Regions from separate parts of the Homo sapiens genome. Here region 2 is linked to region 1. The links are chromatin loops, found by intact Hi-C in ENCODE. Cell type or tissue: ascending aorta. All regions are shown on one strand. Links, peaks and the distances in the headings refer to the core of each region. The heading gives the core; the rest is flanking DNA.

Evidence for each region. Peaks named below come from ENCODE experiments on the same cell type or tissue, not always from the same donor. Only the 100,000 strongest peaks of a DNase experiment are listed, where the experiment ranks them.
Region 2: a loop joins it to region 1, with 7 times the contacts of the local background. A loop is called at or near these places in 2 of 110 quality-filtered maps.

The regions. Positions count from the first base shown.
Region 1 is chr12:127,636,126-127,644,462 of GRCh38, forward strand. LINC02411 (long intergenic non-protein coding RNA 2411) reads right to left here and starts at 342. Exons shown (of 4, transcript NR_120451.1): 1 at 277-342. LOC124903051 (a long non-coding RNA gene) reads left to right here. Exons shown (of 3, transcript XR_007063524.1): 3 at 1,534-2,856. RefSeq lists a silencer at 6,139-6,433. In ascending aorta, for the core only: no CTCF peak of the experiment used is centred there; DNase peaks (open chromatin) are centred at 4,246, 4,576 and 6,301; H3K4me3 peaks cover 711 bases; H3K27ac peaks cover 1,926 bases.
Region 2 is chr12:127,585,198-127,593,534 of GRCh38, forward strand. No RefSeq gene overlaps it. Among named protein-coding and RNA genes, the nearest start is that of LINC02411, 47 kb to the right of the region's middle. In ascending aorta, for the core only: no CTCF peak of the experiment used is centred there; a DNase peak (open chromatin) is centred at 3,254; H3K27ac peaks cover 2,688 bases.

The sequences.
Region 1 (8,337 bases), core at 259-8,258:
AAAAGACACAACTTTTGATAGAGTTGTTTGCCACACAATGGCCTATTATTTAAACATAAGCAGAAAAGCCCATTTACATAGGAGAAGGTGAAGTTCCCCCTACTGAGTAAATTTGAGAGGGGCATCAGGAAAGAGAAGAAAGTTTGTGTTATGATCCTGTGTGACACATAAGGCATTCTTATCAGTCATCTCAAAGATGGGAGGAAATTGGAGTAGATATTGTACAATTGACAACATCACAGCTGTAAAATAATTCTCCATGTTTTCTTCTCTTACCCACTGTGTTCCCGGGCAGGTCAAAGTGTGATGCTGGGTTTGGCCTCTGTCTTCCTGGTCTGACCTCACAATTGATTGGGGGTAGATGTTGACTTAAAGTTGCAGGTGCTACTTATCTTGGGAAATAACTTCCCACAGTCCTATTATTTTACCCTTTCAAGAAACTTGGAGGCAGCTAGGTCAGAATATTAGTGTTTCATTTTGCAGATAAGAACCCTGGCCATTAGAACTGGCCCATAAACCCTCAGTGAATTGAGGGAAGAGCTATGATTAGGATCCAAGCCTTCCTCCTATTCCATGGTTCATTCCAATAATCCCACATGGAAGTCCACCACTGCCCTTGGGTCATGAGAATGAGGCTGCTGCTACAGCTACAAAATGTAGTGCCAGAGACCATTCAGTCCCTTTTCTTGTGTCATCCACAAAGTGCAGTGGCTGGCTTAAGTATTAGAGTCGTTCCATATGTGTAAAGTAGAGGAAACCCTAACATCAGCCCCTTGAGCTAAGAAACCCCTTGGTGTTCGTTGTAGCACCAGAAGCTTATGCCAGCACCATGTATTTTACCCCACAAAAATGGATGAGAAAGGAGCTGCCGAGCTGGGGAGGGGAGAAGGGAAATGAGCTATGTCATCAGGCCCTGAAACCCCAGATCAAACAACATTCCAGCACATAAATATTCATCCAAGCAGCATGTCCAGTTGCAGTCCATTTAGCATGACATTAACAGTGAGCTGTAAGACAAAAGCCCAGGAGCTCATTATCATGAGCCAGGCTTGGGAACATTTGGAGCAAGTTCTGAAATAATTAATGTTTCATTTGAATAATGTGATGAACATGCACATTTGTTTTATTGTGGGGCTCTTTTGGAGATCCCTGCAACCCTCCCTCTTGTGGAATGCCTGGTGGCAAGGGACCTGCCCATCAGGAGGAAGAATCAGGAGTGTTATTTTTAACTCCTCATCATTAGAGGAAACACACACATCTCGAAGTCTGGAAGGAGTGATTATTAGCCGTTCAGCTGAGAAATAGCCTGGTGTCTACAATGCATCATTTTCCAATTATTTAGATATTTTTCAATGCCTTAAATACTGGAGGCATATAAAACCCAGCTCATTTACTCTCCCTAAATTATACTTTCTCCATCTGCCATGGTCTTACAGTTTAATAAAACCTCTACTTTTTACAAGCCCAATAAAATCATGGAAAATACGGAGGAAGCTCAGTTTCAGCTTGATTTGGTTTTTGTTTTTCTTTTAGGGGGAAGAATTGATATATCTGAACTGGAAAATAATTTTCATATGCTCAGTTTGCTAATATAGTTTGGAGATTTTTTTAAGGCCACTTACCAAAAAAAAGGTAATTTTATGTTTTTCTTATGAGATATTCCAAAATACTGTGGCATTAGAAAGTTGTGATTTTCACTGGAAACAGAAAGAAATAAGCCAGATTTCCCCACCTCCATAAATCAATTCCAGATCCCAATGGTTTTGACTGCATTTATCAGTCTTTCTTTATTGAAACTCTCTGTCTCACATGTCTAGCCCAGAGCTCAAAATGCTGAATAGAAGGAAGGGAGAGGTCTGTGCACTTTGCTGAGTTTGTGCCATGGAAGAAATCTATACTCACACATGCATGGAAAAGCGTCAATATTTGCAGTGGCAAAGAACTAGTAGTTATGCTAAGGTCAATTTCATGCCAAAACAATAAGAAATATTCTATATTTTATTAATTTTTTTAAAAACTTGTAGGGCCTCTGGGAATCCTACATGGGAACCCAGAATATATTCTGTCTATGTATTTCAGGTTCTGGAACTTCAGCTTTAGAAAATCAGTTTCATTGGAAACCCTCTTCCAGTGTGACCTTGTGTTATTGCCAACTAAAAAATACTCAAGTAGAGGATTTCCAAGACTAAGTTATATTTTTTCCTACAACAAGATACCTAAAGCCACACATCCATGTGTTTGGTTCAGAAACTCTCCAGTGTCTTCCAACACCCAGGCTTTTTCCATCCCCCTGTTCCAGTTTCTTCTGACTACTGGCTTGGTCCTTATATTGCCACCTCATGCCCTAAAATGGCTACCAGAGCTCCTAGCATCAGACAACCATACAACTGTATTCACACAACCATGGTCAAAAGAAGGACAAAGTCAGGTTTCTACATGTGCATCTCACTAATTACGGAAGAATCCCCTTACAGATGTGCCCGTTGAGATGTCCTCACAGGTATCTTTGACCAGGATTTAGTTACACGTCTTTGACAAAGGAGTTTGGAAATCCTCTCAAGTCTGTGAGTTGTATCAGAAAAAAAAAAAAAGGGAAAACAACTGAGAAGAGGCAAAGAAAGAGCTTTCTACATATACCTAGACCTGATTAAACTTTCCTTTGATCTCTAAAACCACTTTGCGGTTCATAAATCTTATTAACTCAAATGCCCTTCATTTGAAATTTATGATAATTTGGACAAGGACAAGGTATAAATTAAGAAAATATCTGGTAAGCGAATAAAATATTTCAAAATTAATAGTATCAAATGATAGAAGTACAGAAGTACTACCAGCCCTTGCAAGGGATAAATAAACAGGTCCACATTTATACTGAGCTGATAAGATAGTGACAATTTAGTCTTATCAAGTGATTTATTTATTTATTTAGTTTATTTTTTATTTTTTTGAGATGAAATGTCACTGTTGCCCAGGTTGGGGTGCAGTGGTGCAATCTCAGCTCACTGCAACGTCTGCCTCCCAGGTTCAAGCAATTCTCCTGCCTCAGCCTCTCAAGTAGCTGGGATTACAGGCATGCACCACCACACACAGCTAATTTTTGTATTTGTAGTAGAGAAGGCGTTTCACCATGTTGGCCAAGCTGTTCTCGAACTCCTGACCTCAAATGGTCCACCCGCCTCGGCCTCCCAAATTGCTGGGGTATCAAATGATTTAAAAGGTATTTGGGGGAAAAAGAGTGTGGTTAGATGTTTTTAAATTTTATTTGAATACCATAAGTACTATATTTGACAGTTATTATATTTGATGTCAATATTTTAATAATTCAAACTGTAACTAATGGAGAATTAATGTTTGTCAATTAGAAGGGTATACGATTTTGCTGCACTTCTATTCTGAATTCTCAACAGTCTTATTTGAAAAGAAAAAAAAATTATGGAATCGGAAACCTTAGTTTGTTTTGGCTAATGAGCAATTGGTCATACTCTTCCTTATCCAGAATGTGTTCATTCCTTTGGAACAACAGATCCTCAGCCTTTTGCTGGAAATCTTATGTCCAAGTTGAGAAAAATGAAAACTGGATTGAGAGGTGCAGAGGTGTGCCCCAGCATCCCCTCACTATAAGAATGAGTGGCTGTGCTGTGATTTACCCTGAGGGACAGCTTAACTTTGCTGCACCTTGAATGCCAATTGCCAGTTCCCACACATCCAGTTACGCCTGGGAAACAGAGACGCTTCTCCATCTGGCACTCATTGAGTGTCTTTCTGGCAGAGACAGGAACAAAACTAAGAACAACATTAAGTGTTACTCTACCATCTCTCCTAGGTCCTGGGGTTATTCTGACAAACTCTAAGCCTGCACAAATCACCCATGAAATATAATATACACAGCTAGGGTCAGCCATCCAGGAATCCTATCTAATAGTTTAGCCAAATCCACTCAGTACCAAGCATCACCACACACCACCTTTGTGCAATGTAGTGTCTCTTCTGATGAGCTTACAGTTCTTCTGTCTTATATTGTTGTCATACATGGAATTTAAACTGAAAAATAGTACATATAAACAATTGTGTTTGACTGTATTCATTGCCCAAGCAGAAGCCACTTTTCTGTTTTCCTGCCAAACAATCTCAATTTTGTGCTGAGAGTAGCTGGGTATCCCATCCCCTGTCCCAAGGAGTACAGCCTGATTGGTCTGAGTCAGACATGTGTTACCACTCCCCATTGCCAGTGATTGGGCTAAGGATAGGCATGTGACCTGATAGTGGCCAATGAGGCAAAAGGGGAAGTCAGACGTGGTGCTTTGGGAATGGGGACAGGCAAAGAACAATGACAACGAAAGCCAAATAAGAATAAAGAGACAAGCCAACATAAACAATTAAAGAAAAAAAATCATAAGAAAAACAAGATAGAACTTTCAAAAAAAAAAACACATTTTTTTCTTGCCCCACTTTCTTCTTGCTTGGGAGGGTGATAGATTTGATGTTTGGCACCCAGGCAGGAATTTCTGTCTAAGGAAGTCTGGAAGAATTGCACGGACAGAGCCTTAGATCCCTGAGAAAGGCATGTCTCCAGACCGCCAGTTGTGAGAGCTAATTCATCATCCACGTCATTCAACTGTTAACCGTAGTTAAGCAATCTGACTGGTGAAAGTAAAAAATGCCCATTGCTATTAGATTCTGATGCTTTCCAGAGGGGCTGAGCTTGATCCTCATGCTGCCTTTGATTAAAAGGAAAACCAGTGAGGGCTGGAGGTCTTAACAATATTTCATCCCCCAAATGAGACTTTCTCTTCAGTGTAATGTGAAGGGTTGAGAGAGAATTGAAATGAAGATGGAAGATGAAATAAAATGTCTCCCATGTGACTTTATGTTGTTTAACACTGTCTGGGTGTCACGTAAAGTCATATTGTACAACACCAGTGAAGCAGGCACCCTTTGAAAAACATCGTTACAATATGTGCTATCCAAAATCAAGACTTTTGTACCTTTGAGGCTATGTTAAATACACAGGGTGAAGCACAAGATTTTTCTGGGTGTGAAATATTGACTGTGGGTGTTTGTGTAGATGTGCATGTTATGTACACAAAAATATCAGCCTATGAATTCTTCAGTCATTGTACTTTCAAATATAAAAACAAGAAATCAATAGATGATTAATAATGACTGAACTGAATCAGGATGTTTTCAGAAATAACAGTAATTTTGGCAGTAGTTAATAACAAATGCCATTGTTGGCTCAAACTTTGAAACAATGCAATATTTTGATGATTAAAATTATAACAATTTGGGTGTTTGGGGATTGATTGTGGAGTGGCCAGATGCTGTCAGAGGAAAGCAAGACCTGGCTCAGGGCTTATGTTTACGTAATTTGCCTTATCAATTAATCTGGAGGCAGCTTTCTGGTTTACCGTGTGGGTCTAGCTGCACTGTCAGCCCGTGTCTCTCCTACTGTGCTTTAAATAGCATTTTCCAATTTTCAGTCTTTTGTCAAATATTCTTTTTTTTTTTTTTTTTTTTTTTTGAGACGGAGTCTTGCTTTGTTGCCCAGGCGTGATCTCACTGCAACCTCCACCTCCCGGGTTCAAGCGATTCTCCTGCCTGCCTCAGCCTCCCTAGTAGCTGGGATTATAGGTGCTTGCCACCACACCTGGCTACATTTTTGTATTTTTAGTAGAGAGAGGGTTTCATGATGTTGGCCAGGCTGTTCTTGAACTCCTGATCTCAAGTGATCCACCCACCTCGGCCTCCCAAAGTGCAGGGATTACAGGGGTGAGCCACCACCCCCATCCTCAAATATTCTTACAAAATTTCCTATAATTACCATAATGGCTGTACTATTATCTACTTAAGTAGATTACTTAATCTACTTAATTTAAAAGTCTTATGTCACTTAAATAAATATATTTGAAAAGGACATTCTAACAGGAAACTATACCAACATGATGAATGGAAAACCATTATCACTTGTCAAAAATCAAAGGTAATTATGGAAGTAAATACAATAGATAAACATGAAATATCATTACCTAGTTACCACTATGTGCTTCAGGTTTACTGCCTGAGTTCTGCTTTTCTTTGGGAGTGGTCAGAAAGGAAGATTCAGTGGTAGCAGGAGGATTTTCAGTTATGTAAGCATCAAACAGAATTCTCAATGTAGCTGGCGTTAGTCCAAACTGCAGCATTTTGTAAGCCCCCGCAGTTTCACAGACCTTGATGAGAGTGAAACATTCCACCGGGGCTCAGGCCGTGAGAAACATCCTACTAACCACCTGACCGCAAGGCGTAGGAACATCCTTATCATACCTTGCCAGGCAAAGGCTCAACTGAAGGAATGTCCCTACCATATCCCGCTGGGCAAAGGTCCAAGGAACATCCTATCACATCTCACAGGAGAAAGGGCCAAACCACCTGATCATAGGACCATCTTACCAATATCCTGCTGGGCAGCAAACCGTACTGCCCAGACATCCCCCTGCCAAACCTATAAATGACGCCAGCCTGTAAGCATCAGTGGGCTCTGACGTTAAGCTGGTCCTAGTGCTGGACATAAAAATCTGCTTTGCCGTAGAGCCGCCAACTCTCTCTCTATCTTTCTTTAGCCCTCGCCTTCCCTTCAAAACCCAACAGCCAGAAGAACCCAAATCTTGTGGAAAGGGAATCCCTTGGTCGCCATATAATTGAGTGTGATTTAAATGGCAGATTTTGTGTCATCTAGAATTATGTCCTAAGGTAACAATCTCCCATGTTGTGGCTGACCAGGTTGGAAGTCCACCATGATAGGCAGCTGTAGACCCTCCCCCCATCCCAAGGGATGGCTCATGATTAGCCTAATCCAATGGAGGTAATCCCATTCCCCTGTCAATGACTGGTTCAGGGATGGGGCAAGTAACCCAGTTTTACTCAAACAGATATTAGGAAATATCTTTGTGGCAGGAAAATAGGGTCTGGAGGCAGGGAACATAAGGCCAATTTACACATCGGCTGTGACAGGAAATGTCATCTCCATAGGCCATAGGCTGAGTAAATGACTTTGTAATTTTACTTCACCCTCTTCATTTATTTAAGACGTACACCAAGTAACCAGTGGAAACTTCTAGAGGGTATTTAAACCCCCAAAAATTCTGTAACGGTGCCCTGAGCCCCTATGCTTGGGCCCACTCCCACACTGTGGAGTGTACTTTCATTTTCAATACATCTCTGCTTTTGTTGCTTCATTCTTTCCTGGCTTTGTTTGTACGTTGTGTCCAATTCTTTGTTTAAGAAGCCAAGAACCTGGACACCCTCCATTGGTAACACCTTCTGTGCCTTCTAAGCAATATTTACCTCTTTGATAATAATTGTAATGTGAGAAAGCTCATCATTTGCCTCTGTCTTCCCGTCATGTTTTAGAGGCTGTTCTGGGAAGGAGCATTGGAAAGATGACACAAATTTAAGACTTAATCACAAACCTGTTCTGAATTTACCTCAGTCTTCTTAAGGAAATTACACATATCCTCATGGTTTTTTGTTTTGTTTTGTTTTGTTTTGTTTTGTTTTTTTTCAAGACGGAGTCTTGCTCTGTCACCCAGGCTGGATTACAGTGGCACAATCTCGGCTCACTGCAAGCTCCACCTCCCAGGTTCACGCCATTCTCCTGCCTCAGCCTCCCAAGTAGCTGGGACTACTGGCACCCACCGCCACGCTTGGCTAATTTTTTTTTGTATTTTTAGTAGAGACAGGGTTTCACCTTGTTAGCCAGGATGGTCTCAATCTCCTGACCTCGAGATCCGCCTCGGCCTCCCAAAGTGCTGGGATTATAGGTGTGAGCCACTGCGCCTGGCACACATATCCTCATGGTTTAAGGTTGGCTGAATCTTCTGTGCCGTGCACCTGGAAACATTTCCAATTAATACACTTGTTTCCTGTTTATACTTGTGTGGACCCCAAATATCAAAGACAGATCTCAGTCAATTTAGAAAGTTTATTTTGTCAGGGTTAAAGACACAGCCTCAGGAAGTCCTGAGACATGTGCCCAACGTGATCAGGGGTACAGTTTGCTTTTATACATTTTAGGGAGACGTGAGACATCAATCAATATGGATAAGATGTGCATTGGTTAGGTCTGTTAAGGCAGGACAACTCGAAGTGGGGGCTTCCAGGTTAGAAGTAGGTAAGAGACAAAAGGTTGCATTCTTTCGAGTGCTTGATCAGCCTTCCACTAAATACACAGTTTAGTCTGGCTCAGTGAATCTGCATTTTTACATAAACAATAGGGGAGAGGGAGCAATCAGACAGGCATTTGTGTCAGGGGAGTCACAGAGGGATGACTGAATAGAATGAGAGGCAGATTGGCCCTAA
Region 2 (8,337 bases), core at 100-8,099, 51 kb before region 1:
TTAGTAGCTTTCCTGGACAAATTTTTAAAAGTCTGTGTCTTCTGTTTTTTGTGTCTCCTGGAGCCTCTTCTTGATTAGATTAGAAGTCAGGTAAGAAATGGGCAGAGACAGGGCATGGTGGCTCATGCCTGTAATCTCAGCACTTTGGGAGGCCAAGGTGGGTAGATCACCTGAGGCCAGGAGTACAAGACCAGCCTGGCCAACATGGCGAAACCTCATCTTTACTAAAAATACAAAAATTAGCTGGGCATGGTGGTACACACCTGTAATCCCAGCTACTTGGCAGGCTGAGGGAGGAGAATTGCTTGAACTTGCGATGCGGAGGTTGCAGTGAGCTGAGTTTCCACCACTGCACTCCAGCCTGGGCAACAGAGCAAGACTTTGTCAAAAAAAAAAAAGAAAAGAAAAAAAAAAAAGAAAAAGAAAAGAAAAGAGGCCGGGCGCAGTGGCTCATGCCTGTAATCCCAACACTTTGGGAGGCTGAGGAGGGCGGATCATGAGGTCAGGAGATCAAGGCCATCCTGGCTAACACGGTGAAACCCCGTCTCTACTAAAAAAAAAAAAAAATACAAAAAATTAGCTGGGCGTGGTAGCGGGCGCCTGTAGTCCTAGCTACTCAGGAGGCTGAGGCAGGAGAATGGCATGAACCTGGGAGGTGGAGCTTGCGAGATGGGGTTTCACTGTGCTAGCCAGGATGGTCTCCATCTCCTGACCTCGTGATCCGCCCACCTCGGCCTATGGCAATTTTATATTTTTTCCAATTAAAAACTTTTTTATTTTAGGTTCAAAGGTATTTGTACAGGTTTGTTACACAGGTAAACTAGATATCACAGGGATTTGGTATATAATTTCATCACACAGGTAATAAGCATAGTACTCAACAGGTGGTTTTTTTATCCTCACCCACCTCCCAACCTCCACCCTCAAGTCAGCCCCAGTGTCTTTTGCTTTCTTCCTTGTGTCCATATGTACTCAATGTCTGATGTCTTAACTCTCACTTATAAGTGAGAACATGTGGTATTTGGTTTCCTGTTCCTGTGTTAGTTCACTTAGGATAATGGCCTCCTGCTCCATCCATGTTCTTGCAAAGGACTTGATTTACGGCTGCATAGTATTCCATGGTGTATGTGTCCACATTTTGTGTATCCAGTCTACTGTTGATGGGCATTTAGGTTGATTCTATGTCTTTGCTATTGTGAATAGTGCTGCAATTAACATACATATGCATCTGTCCTTATGGTAGAATGATTTATACCCCTTTAAAGGCTTTGAGACAATGTGTCTCCTAGCCTTTACCCAGGTGCTCTGTGTGCTTGATGAGGTTTGCTTTGAAATTTGACAGACCGCTTGCAGCTCTCTGCCTTAGCCTTCACTTCCTGCTTGTGCAGAGCCTCACAGTCAGCGAGAGGTGAGAGACTGGCACATTCTCAGGTCATTCCTGGGATGTGCACAGTCCTACATATGCATGTGGCCTTTTATTTTCTTAGGAATATGTAGGACCCTTCCAAAGCCCCTGTGGGGATGTCATTCCCAGTCATTCCCAAGGTTTTCCTTCTCTGTTTTATGTCAGCTTCTTGTTAGCCACAACCATAGCTTTAGGCAGTTACAGTGTTATACAGTTGTTGCAGATTACTTTTGACAACTCTTGATGCAAAAAGGGCTATTGACTGGGAAAGTTCTGAACAAGTCAGTTGAAGAAAAACCTTTAGAATAGAAATTTTCCATGGAGCTGACAGATTTTCAAAGCTGCCACAGAGCCTGGGAGTGGAAGCATGGAAATGGCGCAAGCTAAGACATTCACAAAGCTCACTGTTCTTACTGAGATTCAGTAGATTTTTCTTAAATGAACACTCCTGAGATTGTCACAAGCCTTTAGTTAGTTTCCAGAGTTCTGAAAATAAATTGATTTTGACGATTGTTGGCAGTACTCTCATTGAGTTGATGGAGGGTAGAATTTTTGGAAGTCTGCCCTTCCAGGAGTGCTTCTCCATTGTTTTGATTTTTAAATGTTGCCTATTTATCAAATTAAATAATAAAACACTACCCCAGCCCACTAAGAAAAGTTTGCAAGTAAATTCTGCCTGTTGACTGATAGGTTCACCTTCCTATCAGGGTCAGTTGAAGAAAGTGTGGAAGGTAGATTCTTAGTCACAGATGTGGGTACAACTAAAACTAGTGCTAAGGACTCAATATTCTTCTGGTGACATAAGAAAAGTATATGAAATTAAGAAATAGGACTCTAACTCCCTTTGCACGTGTATCTTTCTTATCAGAAGACAGCAGCAGAGCCGTGCTAACTCGATTTTACCAACAAGTTTAGAAAACCCAGAGATGTTCAAGGTGACGTCTCCTTGGCAGTTGTCGGCAAAATTTCCTATGAATTACTGGGCATGAATTTCCTTCCCTTTGTTACCAGGAGTCAAGCATTTAAGTATAAATTGTCAATCGGTGTGGATGTTATTGCCTAATTTTGTCTTTTTTTACACCTATAATTTAAACATTTATTTTTTCTTTCTAATTGGATGTGTGGCATCTATTTCCTGTTGACTTCGCTATAGATAAAGCTTTGTTCTTAACCTTTTGCTCTACTATGTAGATTCTGATGTCAATAATAATTAGAGAGTTCTTTCTTCTTCATTTCTGTTTTGGCTCGCCCAGTCCAGAACTCACATTCTTAGTTGAAGTCCTGCAACATGGCCCCTTGCAGCTGCAAGCTTCCCTGCTTCCCCTTTCACTCGATAACATTGCCAGGGGCTTTTCTCCTTCCTCGGCCCTGCCTCACACACCAAATCTCCAACCAGCCAGAGCACGTCTCACAGAAGAGCGATGTCTTAGAGCGCTTAGGGCTGCCAATGTGTCTCAGACCTCAGACCCTATTTAAAAATTGCCCTGATTGTCTTCTTTTATAGACATATTTATTTTGTGATCCGTAAGACAAAAGACAGCCTTTATTTCTGTTTTGATGTTTAGTTCACAATTTAAACACCTGTCCTATGCAGAATTAATCAGCTTCCTATTCTTTATATTGGGCTCCTGTAAAAGTTACTGTGAGCATTAGCTGGGATCTCTTCAGTTTCATGGGCCAGAAAAGCAGCTCAAGCGAAATTAAGGGAAGTGATGGAATATTGACTCACGTCAGACTAAACATGACCCAGACTTAGGTCCAGCTGGATCTTGGTTCACAAGCAAGGCATGCAGGGTTCTGACTCCAACATTTGGCTTCGCTTTTGTCTTGATTCGAATTACTTTCAGGAAATGCCTTTCTCAATGGGGGTCAAGCAGTCCAGGCTCAGCAAGCCAAGCTTTCAGGGAACTTCTCTTTCCTAAGAGTTTCGGAATAAGCCCTGAAATTTGGCTTTGACTGGGGCAATTCGGTCCACATGCTCATGTCCAAAATAATGGCTTTGGTCAGGCGAATGGGATATGCTGGTCAGTTCTGCTTGTATAACTTGACCACTTCTGGATCCAGCCCTATACTCAAATAGCAGGCACTGGCCGTTGGAAAGTGGAGGTTATCCAAAAGAAAAGCAGAGTGCTTTTACTTCAAGAAACAGAAATTATTATTAGGCAGACAAAAAATAATGAATTTCTTCTCCATCATGACTGATCTCTTGAAACATGAGTATAGCATAGAAGAAATAGCACTGAAGTAATGATAACAGCTAATGTTTGTGCAATGGTTTCTATGTACCAGTTACTGCTCAAGAAACTCACGTGGCCTAGTTCATTGAAGGCTCAATCATTCCAAGGGAGGTAATTTTACTATCCCCCATTTTACGGACATGGAAATTGAGTGACAGTTAGCTTAGGTAACTGGGCTAAGACTTCACGGGTGATAAGTTGTGGGTCTGGAATTTGAACCTATGTATCTATTATCCTGCCCTTTATGTTTATACCCACCACTCTGTTTTGCCTTTGATATAGAGGACCAAGGATCCTCTCTTGGCTACTGACGCTGTGAACATCAGCAGATCAATTCAACTCTGAGCATCTCAGTTTCTTCCTCTTAACAAAAAGATAAATGCAGGTCATCTCCCAAGCCCTGTCATCATGTGAACCTGACACAATACCATCATTCGTCACTCAGTTAAATAGCAAATAGTAATGTTTCCAAGTGCGTCTTTAAGCCAAATGGGACACGGTACTGAGTAAGGAATTTTGAACAACTGGGAATTTGTAAAATGCAAATCGTGAAACAAATATAAAATATCATTTTATTATAATGATTTTTGCTGTTCCTGGAAATAATTCACTTGTGTCTCTGCAGGGCTAAAGAATTAAGCAAGGGAGCATTTTCCAGGTGTGCTGAGAACAGAAAGGAGAGCCCTTTCCTTTGACCACTCAAAAGGGCCATAGCTCAGCTGTGGTCAGCCCTTATTAGGCTCTTTTTACTAAACCTTATAGGCTGTTATTAGTCACAGCTATTAAGGCTGTCAAGTTCTCCCTTGTGATCTTTGCTCTAACACAAAGTGACATTCAGACATTCTGAAGTTCAGTGGCAACACTGTCTTGCATTCACTCGGCTAACACCTCTCAGCATCCTTAGTGGTGGCAGATTAAGCCTGGCTGACCTTTGAGGGCACCTGCTTTATGGAGTTTGGTTTCCCCCACTTGGTTCTGTCTCAGAAAGCTGATCTTTCCATAAAAGACTGTAAGGCATAGTGCTTGCTTCTACAAAGCAGAGAGTAAGGTGCTTTTAAAGATGTGTGCAGAAAACTAGTTTTTCTGATTGAAGTTTGCCCCCGCTGCCACCCGGCTGGCTGCCCAATTGACATTGAACAGGGCAGTGACCCTGCCCCTTGCTAAGTGTGGCTGTCAGGTATACAGATTCCTGAGATTTCGTTGGGCAGCTTTCTAGCAGGTGGCTGGAGTTTAGCCTGAGAGCCAGGCAGACACATTTGCACCCTTTCCAAGTTCCAGGAGGGCCCTGATTCCTTCTTTTCACTGCTAGCTCACCTAGAGTCCTGGAGGCTTTGTCATTTACTCCCTACTCCATTTTATACTTAAATAGATTTTGTAAACATCCAAATTCCACCCGATCACCTTATCTATTACAGCTTTCCCCAAGACTATTTCTCCTCTAGTCCTGCACACACACATGTTCATTTCACAATGGAAATAAAATGCTCCATTCCTTTTTATTTCATATTTCTGATGACACATTTTAAACAGCCTTTAGAATTGTGGTTGCGTTTGGGTAAACACCTGTGTTGACATCCACGCAGCAGAATGCAGAGTCTGGAGCCACACAGGATGAATTCAAATCCTGTTTCCACCACACTTGGTTACCTTGGCAAGTGGCTTCATATTTCCAAGACTTGGTTTCTTAGTCTTTTCAAAATAAGTAGTCTGTTCTATGGAAGGGTCCTCTGGTCTGTTTTAGGATTAATATGAGAAGAGTTGCCAGTTTCCTCAAGTTCCTTCTCATTATCCTTTCCTTACAGAAACCAGGAGAGAAGGGGATGGAGAACTCACTTGGCTGGATTTCAGGTGTCTGGCCCCTCCAGGAGCCCTTTATGTTGATTATTTCAAGACAGGTTTGAAAGACATATTTCTAGAATATGAATGATATCTCCATTTCACAGCTAGAGACTAAGGCTTGAGAATTTACATGCCCACGATCCTTCGGGGATTAAACAAGGAAAATGAGCCTGATTCACCCTTCTCCAGAATGTGTGTTAGTTGGCCATGAGCAACCATCCATAATGTATTCTATAAATTGAGGAACCAGCTGATGATGTTCAAGGATGTTTTTTAATTAGGTGGTGTATTTATGGGAGGGTCCTGTGAATCGCGACTGCATAGCAGTTTCACGGTGAGTGCTGATGGGCTGGGTGGAGGATGCTAAGGTCAATCAATGTCTAGAATGAGCTTTTGACCCTCTGGGGAAGCAACTGAAAAGCAAACACTTCTGCAGGGAACCAGATGGCCAATCAATGGCATTCATGTGGAGCAGCATCTCATTTCACTGTTGTACTGAAGGTGAGGTGTACCGCAAACAGCACAGAATGAAGCAAAAGCAAAAAAAAAAAAAAAAAAAGCCAAACTAAAAAAAGGAAAACAGGAAACATTTAGAAGGGCCTTTCTCTGCAAAGACGGGATCCCTTGAAATTGAACTTGAATCAATAGATGGCCACTCATATTCTGTATTGAACAGGAGTTCATTAAAAAAATCAGTGACCTGCACCAATCAATAAGACTTCAGGGACCAAGGTTTCTTAAACAGCGCAGAGGCAGCAAATTGCAGAAAAATAGACCTTTATTCTCCAGGAAGACAGAATTCTTCCAAGTTAAATTAATAAGCCCACAGCTACAGCCTGCATAAACCTTGAAACATTGATAGAATTGTTTCAAAAACAACAATGACAAAAACAAAAACAGGGCTAATCAGCTTTGTTGACACTTAATTTAACTTCAAAGGTATGTCTGTAACATTGACAAAAAGGGAGCCAAACCAAGAAGGAAGAAAGTGTTTTTCGCATCCATTCCAGTGAAGATAGTGTGCAAACAGAAATCAGTTCTTTTAGCATGGAAACTTCCCCTCTGTAGAATGAATGTTTTGTGAAGTTGACTTGCAGATGTAACCTGATGGATTTCCCTCACAAAGTAGAGTGTGCAGCCTTCAGCCTCAGGGCGTAGCCTTCAGACGTCTGAGATATAAATGAATTGGCTAGCATTCTTGCTATAAGGGATGAGTGAACGAATTCAGATTTTTCCAACGCTGACATTTGAGGGCTGATCATTTTTTGTTATGTGTGTGTAGGGGCTGCCTTGTGCATTTTAGGATGCTTAGCGGCGTTCCTGGCCTCTACCCACCATCAGTGGCCAACACTCCTCTAAGTTGTGAGGAGCAAAACTGTCTCCAGACATTGCTAAATGTCCCCTGGGGGCAAAATTGTCCCAGATGAGCACCATTGAACTCTTCCTCCAGGAAAAAGGTGGGAAGAAAAGGAATAGATTGGATCTCATAAGCTAATAGATAGAAGTCAGTAGTCTTCTGGATGACAGGAACCAGAGCTGAAACTGAGACTCACACTTTCTTTTTTTTTTTCTTGTTTCTATATGTAAGTTATTACTTCTCCAGACAAACTTCTCTGGAAGGTTGCCATAAGTAGCTTCAAGCTCATATCTATGCAATTCTATAAACAGGGAGAAAAATAATCTTCTCCACTAAGGTCAGAACCGAAACTCCCGAGAAAGAGCCGTCTTGGGTCAAAAGTCTACTGCAAGGCAGGCTGGAGCTGTTTGTGTTGGGAGGTACATGCTAGGTGCGTCCAATTGCCTCACATCTTGGTCTTTTTGAAGCGGCACTGTTGTCTGGGGTAAATACTTGAGGTTTGTTAGTCTCATGCCAAGGAAATGGAGTGCATGGACACACAAGAAGTGGGTTTAGGAGAGGAGGTTTAATAGGCAAAAGAAGAAGAAAGGAGAATAGCTCTCTCCCCTGAGAGAGAGGGGGATGCCCGAGTGGGACTTCCAGCCTGCTCTAGTGCACAGGGTTTTATAGACAGGCTTGAGGAGGCAGTGTCTGATTTATACAGGGCCCAAAGATTGGTTGGACCAGGTGTGACGTTTACATAGCATGTGAAGAAGCTGGCCTCCCCACCCTAATCTTTTATTATGCAAATGCATTTTTTAACCGGGCCAGAGCTGTGTTGTCTGCTCCTTACTGTGCAACTGGCTGATAAGGCAAAGGGAAGATGGAGCCTCCATGTTGGACATGCCTGGCCCCAGGTGGCCTCTTCCTGTTGGCACAGCTGCAGGTACTCACCCGTGCAACTTTCCAGCTTGCTTGTCTGTGTCTGCAGATTGATTTTACAGGCTGCTCTTTGTTAGAAAAGAAAATTATTTGGGGCTGCTTTTCATTAAAAGGGAAACCTTACTAGGGACTTCCATACCTTATCTGCCTAAGTAATTGCTTTTTAACTCCTGTGTCATTTTGAGCAGGGTTTCCAGCTAAGGAGAAAGGGAAAAAGGGTTTGTCATTCATTCACCTGTCAATCACACACTTTGTGCCATTCACTGTGCTGAGTGTTGATGCTATAAAGATGAATAACTCACTGTTAAGCTTTTGAAAGGTTTACAGAGTAGTTTATGAAACGCACAGGTAAGAATGGGACAGTGTGCTACATCAGCTCAGCAGCAGGTGACAGTAAACTTGATTTTGGTGATTGGTGAAATGATGGAGAAGGATCCCAAAAGGCAAACAGGAGCTGAGAGGGAACAGAGGGCTCTGATTAGGAAGACAATGAGAAATCAGGAAGTCTCACAATTGAAAAAGTCTTGGCTATTTAAAAACCACCTGAGGCCGTGCGTGGAGGCACTTTGGGAGGTTGA